2 separate regions of the Homo sapiens genome follow, and region 1 is linked to region 2. A link is a loop called in an ENCODE intact Hi-C map of the cell type or tissue named here. Cell type or tissue: spleen. All regions are shown on one strand. Links, peaks and the distances in the headings refer to the core of each region. The heading gives the core; the rest is flanking DNA.

What was found. Hi-C counts contacts between places; a loop is a spot of excess contacts. Peaks named below come from ENCODE experiments on the same cell type or tissue, not always from the same donor. Only the 100,000 strongest peaks of a DNase experiment are listed, where the experiment ranks them.
Region 1: a loop joins it to region 2, with 2.0 times the contacts of the local background. A loop is called at or near these places in 75 of 110 quality-filtered maps.

What each region holds. Positions count from the first base shown.
Region 1 is chr2:68,240,496-68,249,321 of GRCh38, reverse strand. All of the region lies in intron 1 of PPP3R1 (protein phosphatase 3 regulatory subunit B, alpha), which reads left to right. Among named protein-coding and RNA genes, the nearest start is that of PPP3R1-AS1, 6.7 kb to the left of the region's middle. In spleen, for the core only: no CTCF peak of the experiment used is centred there; no DNase peak of the experiment used is centred there; H3K4me3 peaks cover 1,110 bases; H3K27ac peaks cover 13 bases.
Region 2 is chr2:68,191,218-68,200,043 of GRCh38, reverse strand. The region is part of intron 2 of PPP3R1 (protein phosphatase 3 regulatory subunit B, alpha); the gene reads left to right. Among named protein-coding and RNA genes, the nearest start is that of PNO1, 38 kb to the right of the region's middle. RefSeq lists an enhancer at 5,185-7,203. In spleen, for the core only: a CTCF peak has its summit at 3,736 (motif pointing left); no DNase peak of the experiment used is centred there; H3K27ac peaks cover 1,287 bases.

The DNA of each region.
Region 1 (8,826 bases), core at 658-8,657, 49 kb before region 2:
CCACTTTTTAGAAAAAAAAAAACCTGTCTTATGACCAGCGGAATTAAAATTCACATCTGTCCTGAGAAAATTTATCCACTCATTTTGTCCCATAGTGAATGAGAAAATTAAAATGGTTCAAGGTATAAAGTAAAGAAGCTGACTAAGGGTCAGTCAGCAATGAGAGGGACAGACAAGTATGGAAGGATCAGGCAACTGTTATAGGTAGTAAGGCAGTATAAGGAAGTCACCTTGGGCCAGGAGGATATTAAGTCAGACAGTGGGCCTGGAGTCTGGGGCAAGCAACAGGGATTCATTCCTATCAACAAATACTTGTAGATTTTGTCTGCCGTTTACTGGTTGTTGTGCTCTCTGTTGTGGAGGATATTGCAATGATTAAGGCAGGTTTCCTACCTTCATTTAAGTAGAGAATGTAAGACAAATGGCAGTAACCGTGAAGTAAGTTAGCATGTGATGAGTGTCATATGAATAGTACACACAAAGCATGATAGAAATTTAAGAAGGAGCAAGATCATTTTCACCTGGGATTAGGAAAAGTTTTATGAAGGAGGTGGTAATTGAGCTAGCTGGGTCTAAAAAGATCAGCGTTGCAGTAGGCAGAGTTGGAGGCATCTAGAAGAAGGCACTTTAAATCCTAAAGGGAGGAAGAGACAATGTACATTTGGAGCACTGATGGTTCCCGAACCAACAGCAACAGCATCATCTGGAAACTTGTCAGGCCCCACCCTGGAACAACTGAATCCAAAATTCTGGAGATGAGCCAAGCAGTCTTAAGTTTTATAGGTCTTCCAGGTAATTGTGATATAGGCTGAACTTTGAGAACCACTGTTTAGAGAATAGGAAGGAATGTGTAAAGTTGAGTCAAGCGTCTCTTAATGTACCTAGCACTAACTATATGTACTTAAGACATAATTGTTATCTACAAGGAAATTAATCAAGTAGGGTAAATAAGACAGTGATTATGCAGTGTGCTATGTGCTATTAACAGACTAAACATGGGATGCTGTAAGAGCACATGGCAGGGAAGAGGCTTAATCCACACTGGGGATGAATGTCACTTAAAGTTTCCTGGAAGAAATGGTGTCTGAACTGAGTCTTGAAAGGATGAGTATTTAGCCAGTGAGGAAGGGCACACCACATAGAGAGCTTCTGTTCGAAGTCATGGAAGCATGAGATATACAAGCCATCCAGAGAACTACAGTGTTAGTTTAGCGTGGCTGGAGAGGAAGGGGGTAGTGTCTGGTGGATTGACACTAGATCATAGAGGGATTTGCATATCATGAAGGAGTTAATCTTTTTTCTCCTAAAAGCAGTGGGAAGTTATTTTCAAGCAGGAGAATGACATTGTCTCATTTACTTTTTTAAAGAGACCATTCTGATGGCCGGGTGGATAATAGGATAGATGAATCTAGACATGAGGATTCAGAAATAATTATAGTAATTTATATGAGACAGAAGGATGTGAAAGAATACAGTAACAATGCAGATAGATAGTAGGGATCCTACAGGAGATACATTTAGGCGGTAGAAGAAAGAACTTGGTAACTATTGGATTATGGGGAAGAAAAGAGGTGGTGAATTCTGCTTTGGTTTCTGGCTTTGGATAATGCTATCCACCCAGCAAATATTTGTTGAGCACCTACTTGGTTAAGGTTAGGTTTTAGGAATACATGGGGAATACTGTTCCTGTCCTCGAGAAACTTCCAGTTTGCTGGGATGACTATTGTTTCATCTCTAGGCTTCTATTATTTGGTAATTAGTGCTTGGGATGCTATGTTGCAAGACTCCAATTTCAATAGGATAGAGTGCTGTGAAATATTAACAGTGCCTGCTACATACATGTCATGGCCTAGGAGAAACAGAAAGAACTTGATAGCCTGGAGGTAGAAAGAGGCACATGTGTTTGAACAGTGATTCTCAAGAAGTGGATCCTGGACTAGCAGCATCAGTATCATTTGGGACCTTGTTAGAAATGCACATTCTCCTAGGAGATGTAGGAGAAGAAGGTTTTGGGGGAGTGATGAGAATTTTTATTTTTGCACATGCTGAATTTAAAGGAATCATGGGTGGGCTAGGCACAGTGGCTCATCCCTACAATCCAAGCACTTTGGGAGGCCGAGGCAGATGGATCTTGGGCTCAAGAGTTCCAGACCAGCCTGGGCAACATGGTGAAAGCCCATCTGTACAAAAATACAAAAATTAGGCGGGCACAGTGGCACACGCCTGTAGTGCCAGCTACTCAGGAGGCAGAGGTGGGAGGATGGCTTGAGCTTGGGAGGTGGAGGTTGTGGTGAGCCAAGATTGTGTGACTGCACTCCAGCCTGGGTGACAGAGCAAGACTGTTTTGGGGGGCGGGAGGTGGGCAGGGAATAGTAATCTTGGGTTATCTAGGTGATTATGGCCAACAGGTAATTGGCTACCTATATCTGGAGCTCATAAGAGACATCTGGGGCTTGCATTAAAGATTTGAGCATTGTCTGTGCATTTATATTAGGTAGTAGTTGAAGCCGTGAAACTGGATGAAATCCTGTGTAGAGAGAATATAAAATGAGACGTGAAGAGAGTGAACTCTAAAGATGGTGCATGTAAAAAGGCAGGTAGAGGATGAGGAGCCTGTGAAGTTTGTCATTGAATAGCCAGAGAGATAGTTGGGAAATGAGCAGCATAGCATGATGCCAGATTGAAGGGAGTCTTAAAGAGGAAGGAGTCAGCAGTGAATAGATACTGCAGAGATCAAGAAAGAGAACTTAAAGATGTCTTTTGGAGATAACAGGAGAGTTTTGATGACTTGGTCAATAGTAGTTTGTTGTAATGGTGGCAAGGGAAGCCAGGAGGTAGTGAGACATTGAATTTAGATTGCTTTTTAAAGCTTTGAGTAGCAGAGAGGGTGAAAGCTAGAGAATTTAGTTTTGAGGAAGGATTTATCTTGGGGTTGAAAGAAAAAGTCAGAGCCGGGCACGGTGGCTCACTCCTGTAATCCCAGCACTTTGGGAGGCTGAGGCGGGCGGATCATGAGGTCGGGAGTTAGAGACCAGCCCGACCAATATGGTGAAACCCTGTCTCTACTAAAAATACAAAAATTAGCCGGGTTTGGTGACGCGTGCCTGTAATGCCAGCTACTTAGGAGGCTGAGGCAGGAGAATCACTTGAACCCGGGAGGCGGAGGTTGCAGGGAGCTGAGATTGTACCAGTGCACTCCAGCTTGGACGACAGAGCAAGACTCTGTCTCAAAAAAAAAAAAAAAAAAAAAAAAAGAAAGAAAGAAAAAGTCAGTAAAAAGGGTAAAAAGGGAGAGATTATCTTTTGAATCTTTTCAAAGAGAAAAGACAGGATTATTGACAACTTAATGTCTCCAAGGAGGTAGAAGGGAGTTTATGACTCTCCTTAGACAAGAAGGGGAATTTTTCTCATCCTTTTAACATGAAAGAGAAGGAGAAAAAGATGAAAACTATTATGTAGGTCATATAAGAGTTTAGGCTGGAAAGGAAGTCATGTGTTAAGTTGTAAATGGTTTAACTGTTTTGAGTTCAGTTTGGTCCCATTGGGGAACCATTGATTAATCTGGAAATAAGATGCTGGGTGACTTGGAAAGGGTGGAAACTAGATGAGGTGAGTTCCACAAAGGAATACTGCTTTATAGTATTACAAGTATGAAGTTATAAGGATTTGAAAGCAAATAAAAATGGAGGCATTTTAAATATAGAGTTGAAAAGAGTTAGAAACTGATGATGAGGAAACAGTCATGAAGGATGACCCAACCTAGTGATTAGATATAAAGATAGCACATTACAAATAAAACCAGGAAAGTAAGAGTGAGTTGCTGGTGAAAAGTAGTGTTAGAAGAAGGTGAGCTTGGTTTTAGATAGTTAATTTGATAGGCTTGAGACATTATACTGTAATTATTTAACAAATGTGATAATGTACTTGGAAAATAAACTGAATAATTTTTTTTTCTTTTTGGAGACAGGATCTTGCTATTTTGCCCAGGTTGGAGTGCGGTGGTGCGATCTCAGCTTATTGCAGCCTCCACCTCCCAGGCTCAAGCCATCCTCCCTCCTCAGCCTCCCAAGTAGCTGAGACTACAGGTGCACACCACTACACCCAGCTAATTTTTGTGGAGACAGGGTCTTGCCATGTTGCGCAGGCTGGTCTCAAACTCCTGAGCTCAAGCAGTCTGCCCACCTTAGCCTCCCAGAGTGCTGGGATTACAGTCGTGAACCACCAGGCCTGGCCTAGAAGTAGAATATTTGAGTCAGGGTAATAGCTGATTGGATAGTTGTAAAGATGAAGATTAAGAAAATACTGATGGAATGGTCATTAGAAGAATATTGATAATTTTTAAGACTAACTTCAGTCATGTCCTAGGTGACAAACATAAGATTGCAGGGGAAAGTAAACTCTGTGAATGCAGAAGCCTTGTCTTTGTCTTTTCGTTCTTATATTCCAGATACTTGGTATATGGTAGATGTTAAGTACTATTTGAAGGAGTATGTGAAGTGGAATAAAGGAAAAGGTGCTTATCGGACATTGAAGGCAGTGAGTGTCAGTTTCTTTTTTTTTTGAGACATTTATGAAAGAAAGACAAAGGATAATTAACTTCAGTGGTTTACAGTTGGAGTAAGTTCTTTTTTGGTAAGAGAAAGATGGGGATATTCTTGAGAATTAGAAAAGCCAGGAGAGGGAGCTGTAAGAGCGTGATTAATGGAATGAGCTCTAGAAAAGTTAAAAAGAAGAGGATAAAAGGAAAGGATAGACATTAAAAGAGAGAGAAAAAATCAGAGTGAAGAGAAATAGGCCATGGCAACAGATATGTTTTAATAATGGAGTTCATAGCAGGTGGCCTAAATCATCTTAGTATCTCAGGATAATTTGAGGCAAGTTAATTTGCTGAGGTTGACATTGAGCCTGAGGGAACTGGGGTGGTTTTGAGGGGTGAGGGCTGTGGAAGAGGATTGTGTTATCCAGTTTGGGGAATTGTTAGGCAGTTAACAAGGTAATAAATAAATATAACTAAATGGTAGCTAGGACCTAGGAGAAGGCAGCAGTTGGTCAGTGACCTAGGAAATAAATCTAGAAAACAGGGGTTTTAACCAGAAAAGAGCTTAATACTTTGGCAGTCTTTGCTTTATTAACTCAGATTTGTTCTTCTGATCAATTTACATAGGTCTAAAAGGAATCATTTTTTGAGTTCAGCTTTTAAGGAAGGGGAAACATGTTTTAGATCCGTATGTTAATTTTTTTTCCCTAAAGTTCTAAAGACACTACATTAATGTAGTCACTTAAAAATTCAAATGATATTGAAAGATCTAAAATGGAAAGTAAGTCTTCCCTGGCCACCCCTCCCCCAGTATTAAGTTTCTTGTTTATATATTCTTCGAAGAGTTTTTTGTGTGGGGTTTTTTTCCTTCCTTTTTTTTCCCGCCTGTGGCAACATATGGATTTTATTATAATTTAGTTCTTATTAAAAAGATTGATCGTAAAAGTTTTAATGATACGCTACTTATTACAAACTATAAGTAAACTCATAGTTTACTCATTACAATCAGTTTTAGTCCAAAGTTTTAATGGTATTTTAAATGTAAACAATGAGTCAGAAATAATTGATAAATCTAATTAGGTAACAATTTTATAGTGATAGAGGTTGTTACTTTAACGAGGGTCTGAACTATGACCATGTTCTTAAGAAATTACTCTGGGGAAAATAACATTTTACTAGAACTTTTTTTTGTACTTATTTCTACCTAATATCTTATTAAACATAACATGGATAACAAATTATTAAAAGAGAAAATAGCTTCTGAAGTATAATGGATAAAGCGTCTTTTTTAACTCAAGCTTGATTGTTTAAAATTTATTCCTCATTTTTACCCTTCCAAGTAAGCCTTTTCTCCAGTAGCCCTCATCTTTTCTTCCCTTTCTGAATTTTCTCCATAGACTCCATAATAAAGGAAACTTATGGTCAACATCTCCTCAGTGTTTGTGAATTGACAGTATAATTCTGACTAATTTATAGGTCTGGCGCAGGAATAACATTTTGATAAATGTATTCCTGGGTTTGTCTTTGGATTTTATAGTCTTGTACTATGAAATATTTAAAATGTTTGAAGATTTCTGTAGGAAATCTTTTGAAATTTAGCACTAATAATTTAAACAATTCATAGATTCCTATACTGTTCTTCCTCATAGAGTTTTGTTTTGTTTTTTAAATATTTCTTGTAAGTAGTAAAAAGAGGGCCAAATTGGTAGCCCTGTTGGTATCCCAAAAAAACATTCCTGTAGATGAGATGTTACATTGACTTGTTTTTCTGGTGTTGGTAAAATCACTGGTGCGTTGACCAGCTCTTTTTCTAAAGAACACAGAGTATTCATTTTTATTTTTATGTTAGAATTAGGTATGCATTTTAAAACCTAGTTACAATAGAATGAAGCATAGCAGCCTACAGAAAGGATGTTACCCTTGGCCCTTACTAGCGCTATCCATTAGTATTTTATTTTTAATCTGTCTAGATTCAGGGATGATTTTCTTTCATATCCTCCTGAGTGTAATGCCATAAGCAAGCCCCTATTTTAGGCATGCAGTATGCTGGCATTGTCTAGTATTTCTTGTAAGGCAATCTTTAATAAAAATTGGAATCTCAGGAAAAACACGTGATAATGGGCAATAAGATAAATCTGTACTTACATATTTGTTCATGGTGCACCTGTGTTCCCTAACAAATAGAATTTCATGAATTATAAACTAACTTATACTCTTTCTCAAGTAAAGAGTGAACTTATAATCAGAGGAATACTTCAGCTGTATCTTGCTGTCTGGCAGTCACGCTGCTTTTACCTTGCTTCTGGACTGTTAACGTCTGTTCGTACATTTCTTGTTTTTCTTTTCTTTTTTTTTTTTTTAGACGGAGTCTTGCTCTGTTGTCCAGGCTAGAGTGCAGTGGCGCAATCTTGGCTCACCGCTACTTCAGCCTCCTGGGTTCAAGCAATTCCCCTGCCTCAGCTTTCGAGTAGCTGTGATTGCGGGTGCGCACCACCACACCCAGCTAATTTTTGTATTTTTAGTAGAGACAGGGTTTCACCATGTTGATCAGGCTAGTCTCAAACTCCTGACCTCATGATCCGCTTGCTTCAGCCTCCCAAATTGCTGGTATTACACGCGTGAGCCACCGCGCCTGGTGCATTTCTTGTTTTTCAGTCCACCACAGTTCAGTGATGTTTAATTCAGTAGACACTAGCTGTATGTGGTTGTTTAAATTTTAAAGTTAATTAAAGTTAAGTAAAAGTGTAAATTCAGTTCTTCATTCACAATATCTACGAGTACACAATAACTACATGTAGGTAGTGGCTACTGTGTTAGTGTAGATAAAGAATGTATCCATTGTGGCAGAAGTTTCCATTAGATACTGCTTGTCTACAATGATTTTGCACCTGCATGTCAATGAAACTTACATTGGTAGTAATCTTTTTTTTTTTTTTTTTTTGAGATGGAGTCTTACTCTGTGGGCCAGGCTGGAGTACAGTGGTGCAATCTCGGTTCACTGCAACCTCCACCTTCCATGTTCAAGTGATTCTCCTGCTTCAGCCTTCTGAGTAGCTGGGATTACAGGCATGTGCCTCCGTGCCTGGCTAATTTTTGTATTTTTAGTAGAGACGGTATTTCACCATGTTGGTCAAGTTGGCCAGCTCCTGACCTGGTGATCCGCCCACCTTGGCCTCCCAAAGTGCTGGGATTATAGGCCTGAGCCACTGTGCCCGGCCACATTGTCAGTAATCTTCTAATTACCAGCATGAGATTTGGAGTTGGGAAGATCTGAATTTAGATTCTGGCTCTGCCATTTATTAGCAATGTGACCTTGAACAAATATCATAAGCTCTCTAGACCTTATTTAGTGCAGTACATATGTATATAAAGTGGGAATAACAACACCTTAAATTGTGACATATACAGTTGGCCTTCCATGCCCATGAGTTCTGGGTCCATGGATTGAAAATACTTGGGGAAAAAAAATAAAAAATAACAATGAAAAATAATACAAATAAAAATTTAGTATAAATACTATTTACATTGTATTAGATATTGCAAGTAATCCAGAGGTGATTTAAAGTATACAGGAGGATGTGTGCATAGGTTACATTCAAATACTATGCCATTTTATATCAGGGACTTGAGCATCTGTGGAGTTTGGTTTCTAAGAGGTGGGGGTGGGGAAATGGGACCAGTTCCCAGTGGATACTGAGGGACCACTGTAGAGCGTCTAGAGATCCCATAGGTATTCATTAAATGCATTTGGTTTAACATTTTTCTTCTTTGTAATGTTGGACCTTGTCGGGAACTCTTGAAATTCTCCTCTTTTGGCTTCTGCGACCTTTTCTACTATTGCTAGTTGCTATTTCTACCTCTCTGACCATTTTTAGTCTGTTTCCAGCCTTTGATGTAGGTTTGGTCCAAGACTCTCTCAAATATGATTGTATTACTTTCCCGTTTAAAATTCCGGCATTATAAAGACTGAAATCTTCAACATAGCCTAAAAGACTCCATGAATTCTTCATCTGCTTACTTCTGTCCCTTCCACCATGTTCCTACTTGTTTTCTGTGCTCTAGCCACTTGGCCTTGTGTCATTCACCCAGTATCGTTTGCTATGTTTATTCCACCATCTGAACCTTTGCATATGCTACTGGAATGCCTCAAAAGTCCCTCAGTTAACTAAGGGGGAGCCATACACTCCCAGAGCAGGTCAGGTCATGTTCTATGTTACACTCTTTTAGTACCTTTAATGTTTCCTTTGTAGCACATAATTGATTAGTTTTGAGATGTTTGGTCGCTTTCT
Region 2 (8,826 bases), core at 655-8,654:
GAAAATAGTAAGGTCAAACGGCTTTACTGGTAAATTCTATCAAATTTAATGAAAAGAAAGAAAGAAACACAGTCTTATCTAGACTCTTAGAAAATAGAAGCTAGCATTACCTTGATGGTAATACCAAAGACATTATAATAAAATCAATATGGAATATAAACCAACATTATTTGAGAATATATGTGCAAAAAATCATTTAGTATTTGCAAGTCAAATTCGGTGGTGTGTAAAAAGGATGATAAAACACAACCAAGGGGATTTTTATACCAGTAATGCAATTTTAACATTCAAAAATTAATGTAATTTACTATTTTGACAAAAGAGAAAAACATCTTCTCAGTAATTACAGCAAAGTGTTTGGCAAAATGTAATATCTATTCATGATATTAGCGAATTGGGAATAGAAGGGAACTTCCTCAGCCTGATATTGGGCATCTACTAAAAAACCTTTACTTTGTTCATACTCATATCTCATGATGAAAGGCTGAATCGTTTCTACCTAAGATTGGGGAAGAAAACAAGATTTTCCACTCTTGACCACTTCTAATCAACGTTGTATTTGAAGTCCTAGTCACAACATGATCAAGAAAAAGAAAAAGACTTGAGATTGGAAAGGAAGGAGTAAAATTGTTTTTATTCCCAGATGACATGGTTTTATATATATAGCAAATGTTAAGTTACTAGGACTGATGTGAATTTGGCAAGATTGTAGGATACAAGGATAATATACCCAAACAGTGTAATTTCTATATAATAGTAAAGAACAATTAAAAATGAAATGGGTCTGGGAGCGGTGGCTCACGCCTGTAATCCTAGCACTTTGGGAGACTGAGGTGGGCAGATCACGAGGTCAGGAGATCAAGACCATCCTGGCCAACATGGTGAAATCCCATCTCTACTAAAAATAAAAAAATTAGCTGGGCATGGTGGCACTTGCCTGTATTCTTAGCTACTCGGGAGGCTGAGGCAGGAGAATGGTGTGAACCCAGGAGGCGGAGGTGGCAGTGAGCCAAGATCGTGCCACTGCACTCCAGCCTGGGTGACAGAGCAAAACTCCATCTTAAAAAAATAATAATACAAATAAAGATGAAATGGACAAGTACCATGCATAATAGAGTAAAATTGTAAAATACTCAGGTATAAGTTTAACCAGATATGTGTAAAATCTGTACTCCAAATTACAGAAAATTATTGGAACTTAAAAAGACCTACACAAATGAAGATATATACCGCATTCATAGATTAGAAGACTTGTTACAAAGATGTCAGTTCTACTCAGACTTATCTATAGCTTCCTCAAGACCTTCCCAATCAAATTCTTAACAAGATTTTAAAAAATTTAGCAAACTGATGGTTAATTCCATGTGGAAATGCACGGGTCTTAGAAGAGTCAGCATTTTAAAACAGAACAAAGTAAAAGTACAGCTCCTCGATTTAAAGATTTACCATAAAACATAACACTGTGGTACTGGCATAAGGTAGACTAAAATCAATGAAACAGAATAGAGGGTCCAGACTCATTCATTCATATATGTATACACATATATATGTATATACATATATATACATACGCATATATACGTATATATGTATATACATATATACACACGCATATATACGTATATATGCATATACATACACATATATATACATATATATGCATATACATGTACATATATGTACATATATATGCATATACATGTACATATATGTACATATGTATATACATATATGTATACATGTATACATGTGTATACACATACATGCATACACATATGTATGTATACATATGTATGTACATATGTGTATACATATATGTAAAATGTATATATGTATGCACATATATGTAAATATATATTATATATACATGTATGTATATATTTACATATATGTGTATTGTATATGTAAACATGTTTACATATATATTTACATATATATGTTTACATATATATGCTTTTTTTTTTTTTTTTTTTTTTTTTTTGCCAAAGGTGCCGTTGTAAAGGGAGCCTTTTCAACAAAACAGCTGTATTTCTGTATGGAATAAAAAGTCATTATTTTTCTATATGTATCATATATTTAAAAGGCATATAACGTAGGTCATAGATTTAAACATAAAACAATGGAACATCTAGAAGAAAACAGGAGAAAATCTTCATGATCAAGGATGGGTAAAGACTTTTAGTACACACAAAACAGGAATCATAAAGGGAAAAAATTCTATTTCATTAATATTGAAAGGTTTTGGTTTTAAAAATACACCTATGAAAAGGCAAGCTCACAGACTGGGAGAAAATACTATTAGAAAATACCTAACAAAGGACTTGGATCAGTATATAGAGAATTTCACAAATCTTTTACATAACGCTTTTTTTTTAAAAGCACAATTCACTAATAAAAATATATGAAAAAATAGGCAATACCACTTGTTAGCAAGGATGTGGAGCTACTGAAATAATCATATATTGCTGATGGGAGAGTAAAATGGTACATTACTTTGGAAAACTGACAGTTTCTGAAAACTTAACCCTGTGACCCAGCAATTCCAGGAAAACGTTTGTTTACAGAAATACACATTAATATTTATAGTAGCTTTACAGGAATGTCTGTCAACAGATGAATGCATAAACAAATTGTGGTATATCCATATAATGGACTATACTGCTCTGCAGTATAAAGGAACAAACTGACACATGCAACAACATGGATTAGTGTCAAAAACTTGGTGAGTAAAAGAAGATAGACGCGAGTACCTACTGTATGATCCTGTAGACATGAAATTCTAGATAGAATTTAGTTATAGAAAGAACAGTGGTTGCCTAGGGTGGTAAGAAAAGGGTGATTGACTGCAAAAGGGCTCAAGGGAGTGTTTAGGGGTCATGGAATGTTCTTTTATCTTGATGGTAGTGATGCTTCCATAGGTATATGCATTTGTCAAAACTTATATAACCATATACTTAATAATGCATCATTTGAAGGTAGTTATTCCTCAAAGTTGGCTTAAATTATTTTAGCATTTTTAGGCCAGGCGTTGTGCCTCACACCTGTAATTCCAGCACTTTGGGAGGCCAAGGTGGGCAGATCACCTGAGGTCAGAAGTTCAAGACCAGACTGGCCAACATGGTGAAATTCCGTCTCTACCAAAAATACAAAAATCAGCAGGGCGTGGTGGCGCACGCCTGTAATCTCAGCTACCCCGGAGGCTGAGGCAGAAGAATTGCTTGAACCCAGGAGGCAGAGGTTACAGTGAGCTGAGATCACACCACTGCCCTCCTGCCTGGGTGACAGAGTGAGTCTCCATTAAAAAAAAAAATAGCATTTTTATTAAAATGTGATACTTCTTTTGTTGGTGGTGATACCGAGTTTTTGCATATTTGACAATTGCATGATAATCTTTAAAGTATGTAAGAAATCTAGGAGCTCCAAAAAGACTCATTACTTTTTGCAGTCTAAGATTATATTTCTCGAATGTAGACCTTTTAAGTGGATGAGTTTTTCATGTATTTAAGAAAAGGTACAACACATACATGTATGACCTGTGTTCATTTCATAATATACTATTTCAAGTCTGTCATAATACTGATAGGGTGCTCTCTTTGCTTTGTTCATTTGGTAGTCAAACTGTGCAGAATATAAATATTAAACTTCCACTTGGTACACAACAAGATCATTATAAAACTGGAAAATTTTTTTGGAGCTTTTTGAAGGTTTTATCTGCTGCGCCCCCTGGTGGATTTTACTTCTCATTGGGGTCACATGAAAATACAGCCATTTACCTTCGTAGGAGGTGTCTTTATAAAAAACTGTAAAGCTTTTAAGTTAATCTTTATGTTGAAAAACTTCTCAGTAACTTCTGTTGATAACACTATGAGGTTTTTTGTTTTGTGATCTTCACAGGAGTTATTCAGTACAAGCTTTTCCATAGATAATTTTGCCATGTCTGATGGCTTTTTTCCAAAACACCTCTAAGATAGAGATTCCGGGATCCTGTATTGGAGTAGTAGTTTCTAATAGTTCTCATCCTATAATATGGTTCTAAATTTCTTGCTGTACAAAAGAGATTGGAGAATCGTGTCTTAGAAATAGTACGTATAGTTGGGATAAGCCTTGAACATATTATGGTGCCAGAAATTAAGGAAGTACTTAAAAAAAAAAAAAAGGTTGTTGGAAAGGCCGCATAGGAGCCAACCTGAAGATCTAATAAAGACCTAATAAAGCTGGAACAATTTGACTAACAAAATAATGATAGTATTGGATTTTAATTCATGTACTAAAATACTCATGAGTCCATGCTGATGTAAGTATTTTAATAAATAAATGGTGGAGAAGGCACTGGTTTTGGTTTTGTATTTTTTTTACAGGAGCATCCCAATTAATGTAGAAAGAAAGACGGGAAAAGAAATTTTTCATTAGGCAAATACCACGGTAATAAATGTGGCAGACAGGACCTGCTGATGGATGCCAAAATTAGGTCAGAGTTTGAGGAGAAAAGAGTATTTGCACAGTCTCAAAGTATTCCCTACCCCCTCTCCTCCCAGGATATTTTTTTAACTGCAAAGGAAAAGATGGTAGATTTATAGTGGAGAAATCTGGCAGCCACCACCTTGGCCAAGTGATCAAAGTTAACATCACTAGTAATAAGACATATTGATGTCATGAGCCCCTTGATACAGTGTACTGGAGGACACAATATCATTTCTGTGGTATTCTTGCCCCAAATGCCTAAATGCATTCTAATCATGAGAAAACAGGAAGCTCAAACTGAGGGAAGTTTTACAAAATACTGGATCATAAGTTTCAAGGTCATGAAAGACAATCAATCAAGAGTTGTCACAAATTGGAGCCAAGACTCAGGAGAAATTACAAAAAAGTTACAAAGATAATAGAGTTCTTGAATACCCCTCAGCCAAGTGGGGATGTTAACATCTCACAGAATTATAGTACAGTTATCAACATCAAGAAATTAACATTGGCTAAAGAATATTAAACCACATACATGAGTGAAAAAAATGGTGAAACTTGGAGAGTGTTCTTTTTCTTTTCCAGGATTCTCTCCTGGATCCCACATTACATATAGTTGTTTCTTTCAAAATATTATTGTTAGAATTTAGAGATACTTGCTTTGTTTTAAATCAGTTGGTGTATTAATAGGTAATAAGTTATTTGTAAAGTAGCTATTAAAAGAATTTCCTGATGAAGCAATAGTCTTGTTGCTTTTTTCTACTATACAATTATTGGGAATTGGCTAAAATTTGAGGAAAGTTTTGTTTTTCTACCATTCTGTTTATTTCATTTTCTCTTCATTCTGAAAAATTTTAGCATCACCTAAAACAGTTCACACTGCTTTAAGTTGTCTTTACTTTTAATCCCAACAGTTGAATAGCAGCTTGGTGTGTATGTATTAATAGCAATGCTTTCAGAACCAGAACACTGTGGTCTTTTCTTTACTATTTTGAAATTTCTTGTATTCTTTTTTTCTAAATGAGAGAAATATATAAGGGAGATGATTTATGTTTCATCATCTGAAAGTGTGATGAATGAATATGTAACCTTCTATTTCTATTAATATTATATTGCTGCAGTATTAATATGTCCAGTTGAAAATACTAAAATTTAGTGTAGCAACATGAGCTCTCTAAAAGCAAGTTCTTAATACTTTCATGTAGTAACATTAACAAGATTCTTGAAGTCACTTTTTAAAATGAGTTACCATCTGAATTTTACATTTATCCGTGAGAACCGTCAGAGTGCAATTGATCGAGGTTAAGTCTCAACAGTCTGTTTTCTGTATAAACAATCTACCAATTCCTTATTAGTAACTTTTTATGTTTTATAAACTCTGACTAAAATATCTAAGTTTTTGCCACCTTGCTTAAATTTTAGATAACAGTATATGACTTGAAGATTATTTTAATATTTTGTCTAATATAATGTCAATTGAATATGTAGGCATTTTCAACTGTTAAGGCATTCCTCCCAAAGTTGTCCTTCCAAAAAGTAGAAAAATAACATGAGTTTCAACCTGGCAAAACATATGAAAAAGAGTATCTCTGAGTCACAAGATGAGTCAAGAGGGTGAGGTTTGTTTTTCCTTGTCCATCTCTTTTAAGGGAATATGATCCTAAGCAGCAGGAAAAAAATATATTTAATGAAAATTGGCGCCAAAAGTTAGAATTTGTTCTTCAGTATTTAACTGGTACTAAGTGCAGATCTTCTATAAATATACTGAAACTAAATTTAATGGTGCTAACAAGATGGGTTTGATCTGCTTTAGAGATCTGTTCCTAATTTGTAGGTGATTGCTAATGCCGATATTTCAAGAATTAAAACTCTGTTTCATACTCTAATATCCTACTGTAGCACAGCAACACTGCTGGCAAGTGGAAGTGCTTAAATAACTGCCCCTCAGGTGCCAGTAATGACCAAAGAAATCATTTTGTTTGATACCTAAAATAACTATATTTACCATTTGTTCTTGAAAGCTGACTTTCGTAGATCTTGGCTTTAAAATTTTTTCCTGGCTTTGCTTTCCAAGCTGGCCATTTAAAAATATTCTGGATATTTAGGTATGGATTCCTCTAGTTGCTCAGCCTCGACTAGATTGTAAATACTGAGTATTTAGTCCATCTTACTCATCATCGTAATCGTAGCTGAAAGGAGGGGAGGGAGATGAGGAAATAAATGAGTGGTTGGAGAAAAGATAACTGCCCCCATACATGCTGCACTGGCTTCTTAGCTCAAGATCAGTTTTAGCTACATGGGGTATGTGGGAATGATGATGAATGGAAAGATTAGATAGAGCTTGTTCCCTCCTAGTCATATTAAAGGGGCTTTTTAAGAAGTCATTTATTGTCAAGGTAAAATGTGATCACTGGCACATTGCTTTGCCTTTGAGGAAAGTTTTGACTACTCATCCAGAGCAGATATCAACTACTTTATAATGTTTCACAAGATATTAAAACAAGTAAATAAAATTTAACTACTCCTTCTAAGGGCCTTTGCCAGGGAGTGAGATAATGATACAACTATAAGATAAATCATTAGTAACCCCTTTCTTTTATCAGAGAAAAATTGATAGGTGTCTCATAAATGGAGAATTCAGGCAAGGCCATTCCAGCAGGAGGTTTATAAGGAAATGGAGGTATAAAATCTATACTTTAGCAGAGATGTGCCAAGAGCATTGTAGCCAAAGAAAAGGAAATGGGGAAAGAGATAAGATGGAAATTTAAATTTGAGGCTAAGTATTGCCGAGGACTTTAGACTTTTTGTATTAGAAAGCCACTAGAAAATGTAAAGCACAGGAGCTAGCCGTTTGGCTGAATTTGCCTTTTAGAAAGATTACTGTTGGCAATGTAAAGAAGATGGATTGAACCACATATATTTATTTGATTTATGATTATGATTTTCAAGTATTCTTAATATTTTTTATTCATTTATTAAGACTGAAATGCTATCTTCTTGATTGGAGGAGTTTTCTGAGTAGCTAAAACAATCCTTTAAGTGCCTAAATTTCAGTTTCTTGATAAACAACTTTCTAAACTATAATTAATGTCCCCACTTCAATAAATTGACTAATAAATAGTTTGCATAAATATTATCATACTACATTTCTGCTTTTCCTCTTCCCATTAATCATACAGCCTAGAAGAAATGATCCTGATTTGTCCACTTAAAGTTTGTGGAGACATTATCTTTTCTTATCTACTCACAATAGATCACCTTTGTGATCTGTTATGTTTAAATTCCCTGTCACCTTTCCTAGTCTATGGTTGTAAACTAAGGCAAAACTCAAGATTGGAAGAAGAAAATAATTAACTAATCCTTGGTATATGTGTAAAAAATTAAGGCAAGCGTGGAGAGGGTAGCTCTTCAGCAAAATCTATGAACTTTGAGACACTGTTCTGAATGGTTTGCTGATTGGTACCTGGTTAGCTAGTAGTTTTAAATACTGATGGAATTTTAATCAATAAGTTTTACATTTGAAATACTTATTAATACTTAAAACATTATTAAAACCATAATTAAGCACCTGTTATATGTGATGCTCAGAGCACCAATGAAAAAGTCATGGACTCTGCCCTGAGGTGGAGTAGACATATAAATAAATAAGCGAAAAGCATTTGTAGGACTTTCATTATATTTTTTCTCTTTCAAGAGTAAGGGTGTGTCATTTTATAGATAGAAAATGGGGAAATAAGGTTTATTTGAACAGTTTGCAGTTATGTCACATATTCCATTAAAGAAGGAATACTCTTTAATAGAGGGATAAAATGCTTGTGTAGTTGATGTGCTTATGAAGTGCTTATATGATCTTTTTTATCAGATTATTTATATACATTAATGTGCTACATAATAATTTTTGGTCAGTGGCTGACCACATATACACAGTGGTTCCGTAAGATTATAATGGAGCTGAAAATACATGTACAGTCATGTGTCACTTAACAACGAGTTGCATTGAGTAATGCATCATTAGTGTAGCCTAAGTGTACAGAGTTTATAAAGTCTACAGTAATATCCTAGGCCCTTACATTAACTCACCAGTCACTCACTGGCTCACCCAGAGCAGCTTCTGTCCCACAAGCTCCTTTCATGGTAAATGCCCTATACAGGTGTACCATTTAAGTAAAATTTTCATACTATACTTTTACTGTACCTTTTGAATGTTTAGATATGTTCAGATACACAGATATTTAGCATTGTGTTACAATTGCCTACAGTATTCAGTACAGTAAGATGCTGTACAGATTTTGTAGCCTAGGAGCAATAGGCTGGACCATATAGCCTGGGTGTGTAGTAGGCTGTCCCACATAGGTTTGTGTAAGTACA